2 separate regions of the Homo sapiens genome follow, and region 1 is linked to region 2. Evidence: chromatin contacts called from ENCODE Hi-C data. All regions are on one chromosome and are shown on one strand. The core of a region is the stretch at or near the end of the contact, and the rest is flanking DNA. Distances in the headings are between cores, read along the strand shown.

Region 1 (4,670 bases), core at 2,171-4,670, 180 kb before region 2:
TCACAATTGGGAAACCCATAAAGATGAAAAATTTGATAGAGAAATGTAAAGGAGAGCTTCTAGTATTTACAAGGAGAGATATGAAAATGATATAATTCAATCTGTGTATCACAAAAGATGAAAATCATTCCAAAACAGATGTAAAGGACCTATTAAAATGTAACCTAGTGTAACTGAAAAGAGTGGTGGATATTTTTTTCTGTTTAAAACAGCTAAAAGTGATCCTGTACATGAGCCAGATTGTGTAATAATAAAGAAAACCAGAACATGTCTATCCCACCCCAAAAAGGGAACCTGTCAGCTTTAGTTTTCTCCAGCAGTCTTGGATTGGCATATTACTCATCTTAGGTTCCCCTCTCCCTTGTTATTTAAAGCTGTTTTGAAGTTCGTTTGGCTATTAATATCAATGCAGAAATCAGGGAAGGAAACCCTTGTGGATCATATCATGTCACTCAGAAACTATCCTCTCAACAAACAGAGTGAATCAATTAAAATGGGCAGCTTGATGACTGGCCCTTGATTTCTTGAGTTCAACAGATGAGATTAAGAGCTAAGTAAGGAGGCAGAGGCCAAGATGAGAAAGTAGGTGGACATTTTCCCTTGCACTTGGGCTTGAAGAACGAAGTCAACAGAACACAGGTGTGCCAAAAGACTATATAAAACCAGTGTCCCAGGGCACACCCTGAGTTCATGGGTGGCAAAGTATTGGAGCCACACCAACCAGACCTTTCCGAAAGAAGCCATGGTTCTGTAGAAAGTCTCAATGGTTTGGCCTCCCTCTGACTAAGAGGCAGCAACAAAGGTGGGGAATCTGAGTGAGTATGGGCAATGTCAGAGCCCAGAATCAGCAGCAGAGGAGGATGATGAGTAAACTCACCAGATGGTGTCCATCTGGCTTTAGGCTTTGCCGCTGAAGATTTTAATTCAGTAGTCAGAGTCTCCTCTTTGTTCCTTCTCTCTTCTCATGACTTCTGCAGGTGGATATGCTGGGTGACAAGAAGAGCATTTGCAGGGTTTCTGGTTCTAGTGCCTTCATTCTTCCCACCCTGGTAATTGAGTTTTCTCTTCAACCCTGATCTGGGTAGCCCCTTTAGCTGCTCTAAAGAAGGAAGTGAGAACTTCTCCACTTGCTGGGAGGGTATCATCTCTGGGGGACAAGGGCAAGACGCCCAGCTTGCCTGATCCCTTTGATGCCTTCTTTCCAGTTTGTCTAAGGGCTCCAGCGATCTGAGAGTTGGTAAGAAATCTTTGTGACTACTGGCATCTACAGATAGATGTCAGAGCTGTTGGCCTGCTAACCTTCTTGGTGGTGGGGGCTCTTAACAGAGAATCTGTGAACATGCCCAAAAGAAGCAAACAGGCTTGATGACCATGGCTGAAATGCAGTGTGATGAAATTCAGGCCCACAAAACACTGAAGGGAGGACATAAGGTGCTTGTGGCTTCACGGAGTTTGGCAGAAAACTTCATTCAGGTCTTTTAAAGGTGGGGAAAAGGTAGTGGCAGTGAGAGTTTAACTATTCAGTCAGTGTCCTAAGCAGGAGAACAGCCAAGCTATCATTTTCTTCTCCTCTGGCTCCAGCTCCTCCCTGACTCACACATGAGAAAGCAGACCTGGATCCAAATGGGGCCTTACAAAGGGTTAAATCTCTGCTCTCCTTCTTCTCAGTGGTCAGACTTTTCTGTGGAAGTCGCCAAGTTTTGGCTGAAGAGAACATTCAGTTCAAAGGTCTTAGAAAAACTATTGAAAGTCAATCTGAAGTTGGAGGCAGAGAGTGAGAGAGAAAAGGGTTTGGGGGTGAGGCATTAACATGCAGACAAATTTTCAACAACAAGCACATTTTCAGTATAATGAATTGCTCCACAGTTGAGCAGTCTAGCCCCCAGGGACCAAGGCTGTGGGCAGGTACTGATGCTCCATTGCCCTCCTTGTCCTCTCCTCTCTGTCCACCCCCCTGCCCAACTCAGCTCTGGGGTCACTCTGCCCTCTAATGGCAATAGCCATTGGCAGAAAATAAAGTCTCCCGTGGAGGGAGGAGATGAAAAAATCAGTAACTCCCCATGGGCCTGCAATTTTCACCTTCTCGTCACTATTGGCCTCTTTGGGGATTTCTATATGTTTGTATGTATGTGTGTATGTATGTACGTATTTATTTATTTATTTATTTATTTTTGAGGAAAAAACACTAGCAAGGTTTTTTGGCTTATTTTTTGTTTTGTTTTTGCTTTTTTTTTTTGTTTGCTTGTTTTTGTTTTGATTTCCCCAGATAATCTTAGCTCTCTAAACTTCCCGTGGCATAAGATAAGTAAACGTTTGTGTGGCTGGCACAGAGTAGTGCTGTAAACAAGCACAACTTGACACTGGGCCATATGAGGATCATCACAGATTTAAAGGCATACAACACCATTCAAAACACAGATAGGAGCCACAATGGGAAGCAAAGTCTGAAGGTGCCATGGGAGGGTTAGATAGGGAGGGAAGAAGAAAAAGAAAGGAGAGAAAGAGAAAAAAAAAGCCCAGCAAATAGAATTCAGGAACATGTTCATGACAGACTGTACATCAATAGAGGAAATTCCCCAAGGCACTGCAGAGGAGTAGTGCAGAGTTATAACAGGCAGAAGACATCTGAAAGGGGGCATGAGCTGGGGTGGGGAAATAGGGTTTCCAATGCTTCACTGGGTGTGGAAATAGATGGGCTTGACTTTCCCAGAAAGGATCTTGGGCACTTGCACAGAGATGATCTCTGCCATCATTTCCGGAAAGTCCACGCTCACCATGTGTGACTTGATTAGCAGGTCAAAAGTGAACTGATGCAGCTCTCTCGCAATCTGTAGGGAACAATAAGAGGGAGAAAAACAGGGTTGACAAGGAGGTGGCCTCTGCTAGCCTCTTCCCCAACCTCTGATTTTTGGTCTTTCAGCCTTTTGTTTCCTCCCCCTTCCCCGTACTTCCTTGGTCCTCCCCCATGAGGTCGTGTGTGTGTGTGTGTGTGTTAGAGAGAGACAGCGAGAGAGAGAGAAAGAAATGGTCTCCATGGAGTCACTGAGGGCTCCCAAGAGATGTCTTATACCATTGTAAGCTCTCTGACTCAAGACTTCTCCAGCTTGTGCTCTCACCCAAGCCTCCGCACTCCATCTCTCTCTCTCTCTCTCTCTCTCTGACACACACACACACACACACACACACACACACACACACACAGACAGACAAACTCACATGAACATGACTCAAAGAAGAGGGGAAAAACATCCAGGTCTGTTTTGTCTGCCTAGAGAATTCATCTGCTGCAAGTCCCTTCCCTGAGTCCCAACTGCTCTGTTCTCAACTCCTCCACCCCTTTCACAATATCCAGCTGGGACACTGTGACCCGTGTTCTTTTCTTCACCACATTTTCTTCCTGGACCACACTCAAAGCCAGAGGGGAATGGAAGCACCTCCCAACAGGTGGTGCCAGACTCTAGAGAAGCATATTATCATTGGCTCTATCAGGCTGTTCTCCCTGATAAAGCACCCTCCATCGTTTGCTTACAGGCTGCACGGAGTCCAGGAGCTTGGTGAGCTGGTAGAAGCGTCTTGAGCAGGATGTGGGATTTTTTCTTTTGCATGCAATGATACGATCGAGTTCCTTGATGTAGTTCATTCGAAGTTCATCAAAGAATTTTTGATTTTTCAGCCCATCCACTGGAACTGATGTGGGATGAAGACAGAATGGGGAGGGGAAGCATGCCCACGAAGGAGCATTAGACAAAGCACCAAGTTTTCTGACCACAGACTTGACCCCCACCCCCACAGGGAACCATCTACTTGGCTTCCTGTTAGTTGAAGTCTGTGTGCTTGGGGCCTTCAGTCTGTCAGGGAGATCTCAGGGGAAAGGATAGCTGGATCCGATCTGAAAGGAGTCAAGTAAATCAAATTTCCTGAACCTTTTCTTTTTCTACTCTTCTCAGATACTCATTTTTTAGGACCTAAGCTTTTATGTCATTCACAGTAAAACCCTGATTTAGATAACCAAAACACATAGCTTTGAATATCAAATTTTGCCCTTCTCCCTCCGTAGGGGCTAAGAGAGGGCTCTTAGAAAAGATATTAAAGAAAAGTTCCTTGGCTGCCATACAAATCCTATCTGAGTTGCTTACATAGATCTCCTCCTGTTGGCAGAAGAGGAAATCTTTCCAGGAGGAAATGCCTCCTGCTCTACTGCCCTGCAAAGAATACAAGGTGGCCCATGTCTGTTTCTATAGCAGAAGCTATGGAAAAATTCAGAGACCTGCTGTAACCAGTCAAAAAGGCCTTGTCCCAAAGACAGACTGGGGATAGGTGGGGAATCTGATGGAGGTTGACTTCTAGCAAATAAATTGGCTTCTAGTCATGAAATTGTTTCTTGTTAGGAAAATGATGCTGAGAGAGAGTAGAGTGGGGATGGGGAGGGGGAATGAAGAAGGGAAATGTCCAGGAGCTGGCTTTTCCCTAATAATGTTTTAATGGCAAAAGTGGTCCTCTCTGAATCTCTGTGCCCTCAGGGGGCATTCCCTGCACTTCTAGGCACTTACTAATGCTGAAGAGTAGCAGTGCTTTCATGCACAGGAATTCCTGGGGGGTGATTTGGAGCCATCCAAACTCTTGAGAGAGGTGCCTCATTCGGACACACTGGCTGTACATCCGGGACTTGT
Region 2 (4,410 bases), core at 1-2,500:
GGTGCCTGGGGCCCGGGTTCTGGATCACTTCGCGCACGCTCTGGAACAGATTCTGGAAAGCTCCTCGGTAGGTCTTGGACGGCGGCCGAGGGTAGACCCTTCCCAGCCCTAACTGCACTTCCATCCTTGAGCTTGGCTGAATCTTCCACCTACTTCCCTTACCCCGCCTCCCCTTCTCTTGCTCAGAAGAGTTCAACAGGCTGTGATGATGCGGTAGTCGCTGCAGCTAGCTGCCCACCTGCGGGAAGCTCCAGAGAAGGAAACTTGCGGGAGCAACCACGCAAAAAGCGCTCTGACAGCCTCAAAGTCTCGTGCAGAAGAAGACACACGGTGGACAAGATCTGCCCTGCTAGGCTCACAGTCTGTCTCTTAATACTTGAAGGGTAGATTCAAAAGATGCCCAGATCTTAAAAGAAAAAAACAAAATCCTCCACCTTCCAAATTCAGTGTCCACTGAAGTAGGTGCAAATAAGAACTGAGTTATTATCTTTTTCTTTTATTTCGGCTTTTTTGTTTTTGTTTGTTTTGTTTTTTGGCTACTGAAGACCTGACTGCCTTTTCATCTTTTGATCTCTGGCTCCGCACTCGGGGTGGGGAAGGCAGGAGGAGGTGGAGAGAGAGTGGGGGAAAACAGAGGGTTCTCTCCGCGTGCAGCCTAACCAGGCGGGTCGTGGCTGCAGTGCTGAAGCCGCTCCCCAGTCGCCTGGCTCCTAAGAGCCTTCTTTGCAATGTGCAGCTAGCTCGCCCGCTCGCAGCCAAAGGGAGTTACCTCTCTGCAAACTCGGGCTGGCAGCGCTGGGCCGACGGGGGCGGGGGGGCGGGTGGGGAGAAGGGTGGTGAGGGGGGTTGGCTGAGAGTAGCCGACTGAGGCAGCTGCGGGAGAGAAGACGGGGGAGGGGGGGAAGGCAGGGTGGGGGGAGGCGGGGTGGAGAGGAGGAGGACAAAGGCAGCCGTCAGTCCTACCAGGCACTTTCCTTGCTTCCTCCGAGTCTTTAGCAGCTTTTAAAAACTTCACCGAAGAGGAAAGGGCAGCTCCGGGCGGCGGCTTCGAAGCCGCCGCGCTGCAAGAGGCGTTGGCTGTCGCTGGAGCCGGGCTGGGGCTGGCGTGGTGCGTCCCTTCGGCTCCTGTACAGCACTGGAGCGGCTAGCTCGGCCCTTTTTCCCTCTGTCGCCTCCTCTGCCTCTGGGCTTGCTCCGGACCGTCCCGCTCTCCCAGCAAGCTGGCTCCCCGGGATCTCGGAGGGGGCGCTGGGAGGTGGAGAGCAAATGCAACAGTTTGCGAGTCGGGTCCCGCCCCCACCGGGCCGGCCTCCTTGCCTTCCCACCTCCTTTTCCCTCCCCTCCCCTTTCCTTTTCTCCCCTCCCCTCACCGCGCGCTAACGCCTGCCTAGTGGCTTTGGAGAAACAAGTGCTGGCGCAGCGTGGGCGAGGGCAGGAGAGGCTAGCTCTAGCCCTGGAGGACCCCTGCTTCCTGAATAGCTCCTGCTTTCCTAAACCAAGGTTTAGGCGCCAGGGCTCCAGATTTCCTGGAGGCCAGCACTCACCAAATTTGGTTCCAAAGCCCAATCTAAAAAACCAACAGGGTGGAGGCGAGGGAGGGAGGAAAAGGACGATAGGAATACCTGCTCCTGGCTGCCAGGGGTTCTTTTCAGGACTGATAAGAGCGCGCAGATGGGAGAGTGGGAGAGTCTCCTACAAACTGAGGAGCAAGCCATGACCAAGCCAGCAGATACTTGCTGAAACCTTAGATTCCGTCATAGGGATAGATCGGGCCTCGTGGCATTGTGCCATTTGCTCTAGGAACCCTCAGCCCCAAGAATCAGAGGTCATTTCTACCCTCTTCTCTGCCTTTCTTCCTGTCTGGAATTGCCTTTAACCATGCATTTCTCATCCAGACTCTCAAAGGCAAAATCACCCAGACAAGCAGGTAAACACACAAACACTAAAAACACTTGCCATGTACACATAGGCGCTCAATTTTGTCCAGAGCTCTGTAAACGTTTGCTTTGTATGCAGCCGCTTGCTTTTCCAAGTTGCCTTCGCATATTTTAAACTTTACAACTGGAACTATCCAAGGATAGAACCTATATAGGGCTGCTTTTCGCCTCTTGATGGACAGCCAGGCGTAGAGGATGATGTGGGTTACTGCAACTGCTCTTTTGTGGAGGAGGTCCCATAAGCCCTGTGTAAAGGTGGAGATGCAAGTGGGAATGGAAAGAGAGAGAAAATGTAAACGTAAACCTATAAGGAAAACATCTTTCCTTTATGTCAGTAGAGACCCTGGGCCTCCCTATGTTTTAAATTCCTTTGACTTCTGATTCTGGGGAGGCTCTCTGTTCCAAAAGTCATTCCGAGATTTTTGCCTGGGTCTCTTTTGCTTTTTGCAGTCTTCTACAGAGAAAAGATGGGTTGTAGCTTTGTTGTAGCTTTATCTTGTGCACAGCCAAACATCATAGGCATTTACTTACCTTGACCAAAGAAGGTAACTCAAACCTAAAGGCAAGGAAGACTGGATATGATAGGCTCTATTTCACAGATGAACAGGCTGAAACAAGGACATAATTTGTTCTATGTTCCACATTAGTAAAACCTAAACTAGTCTTCCAGTCCATTGCTATTTGAGCTAGACTCTAGACTCATCAATCGCATTGTCATTTGGGAAATGGCTATAAATGAACCTTCCAGAACACAAAGGCCTGAAGACCCTTTCACCTGAGGAGGTGAAAAATTATTTCCTGAGATTTTAATGGCTACAGCCTTCCTTGAATATACCTCACCATATGTAAGTAGAATGCGTAGATACTTCAACCTCATTTGAATACTCATTGCAACATTTAATCCCACCACAACTTTCAACTAGCATTGCTCAATAGGAATTGAGTGGGCTGGCAGGATGGTAGAATGGAATTAACATAGGTCTCAGAGCCAGGAGAACTATGTGTCTACACACTAACAGTGAAGGAAGGTGCAAAAATCACTGAATGAACAATGGACAGGAGTGAAGAGGACACATAGACACAAAGAGGCCTGAAAAAAAATTAAGGTGAGAAATAATGCTCTGAAGTTACTCTGAATAAAAAGCAGTCTGACATTCAAACCTGGGTCTGAAAGACTCCAAAGTTTATGTTGCTTCCACATCACCAACATTGTCTTCACAGTTTCCACATCTGAAAACTGTTGCCAATATAAGTTACCCTCAGAAGGCTAGTGTGTCATTTAAAAGACATAATGTGTATAGAACAAACTTGTAAACAGGAAAGCATTCTACAAATCTGAAGGATTACTATGTTATTTTTATTTTTAAAGATGGTGCTGTCAACAATTATATCATTATCAGGAAAGGTTAACTACTATAAGCATATTAGGGCCATATACTTTATTTGGATTTTGAACTCTGATCTTCCAGCTCAAATCTCATTTTCTTCCCATTGCTTTTAAGAACAAGAGACAATTATTGATTAATATTATATAAGTTCACTGTTTGTACCAGCTTTCTTCTTCTTTCTCCTCCTGTTCTTTGCAGTTTTTTAGTAATCAAATGGAACCAGAGGTGTTCTCTCAGATTAGTCAGGTTGAGAGTAAGTTTCTGCTATAAGCTTCCTCTGCAACTTCAAGAGGGATTTATTAATAAAGTCTTCCCTAGCTCTTTGCTCTGGAAAGCCAGGATGAGCTGACCTTTGGAAAATGGTGACCATCGGGTTTTATTTCCTAAGTATCTCACACATCTGCCCATTTATTTCATCTCTGTTGTTGCCAACCTAGTTCACTTCCAGAAGGCACCGTTCTCTTCCACCTGGAGCACTGTAAATGGTCATCCTCCCTCCACTCTTTCCTAGAATCAGTTCTGCATTGTGCAGCCAGAGGGTTTCTTTTTAATAGCCGTACTGAGGTATAATTGATATATACAATAAACTGCACATATTTAAAGTTGCATAAATTGATCATTTTTGACACACGCGTGCACTCATGAAATCATCACTCAATCAAGATAGTGAATATATCTATGATTCCAAAAGTTTTTATTGTGCCACTTTGTACATTTTCCCTCCACCTCTCCTATACTCCTCCTCCTCAGGCAACCAATGATCTGCTTTCTGTCAGTATAGACTGTTTTTCACTTTCCAGAGTTTTATGTCAATGGAACTATACAGCATGTACTCTTTTTTTTTTTTACTTGCATCTTTCACTGAGCACAATGCCTTTGATGTACATTTAAGCTGTTATGTATATCACTAGCTCATTCTTCTTTATTGCTAAGTAGTATTCTATTGCATTGCTGTACCACGCTTTGTTTATCCATTCACTTTTGATGGACATTTGGGTTCTTTTCAGTTTGGGGCTACTACAAATAAAACTGCTATAAATATTTGTATAAACATCTTTGTATGGATGTATTCTTTCATTTCTCTC

Evidence for each region. A loop is a pair of places that touch in the nucleus more often than their neighbours do. Pooled maps may share reads with other maps.
Region 1: a map of gastrocnemius medialis shows a loop between it and region 2 (5-fold over the local background). The contact joins the enhancer-like site here to the promoter of AR in region 2. A Hi-C loop is called at or near these places in 16 of 168 maps with a recorded cell type or tissue (MCF 10A, Right ventricle myocardium inferior, aorta and 7 more), 1 of 37 single-sample maps with no recorded cell type and 14 of 50 pooled maps.

Annotation. Positions count from the first base shown.
Region 1 is chrX:67,721,844-67,726,513 of GRCh38, reverse strand. AR (androgen receptor) reads right to left here. Exons shown (of 8, transcript NM_000044.6): 6 at 4,551-4,670; 7 at 3,530-3,687; 8 at 1-2,828. The coding sequence ends at 2,673. Among named protein-coding and RNA genes, the nearest start is that of NXTAR, 61 kb to the left of the region's middle. Within about 2 kb of position 3,420, at least 3 of the 41 ENCODE cell types and tissues checked have a DNase peak (open chromatin) inside an H3K27ac peak, as active enhancers do; they include gastrocnemius medialis, where a contact is called at or near this core.
Region 2 is chrX:67,540,861-67,545,270 of GRCh38, reverse strand. AR (androgen receptor) reads right to left here and starts at 1,250. Exons shown (of 8, transcript NM_000044.6): 1 at 1-1,250. The coding sequence starts at 124.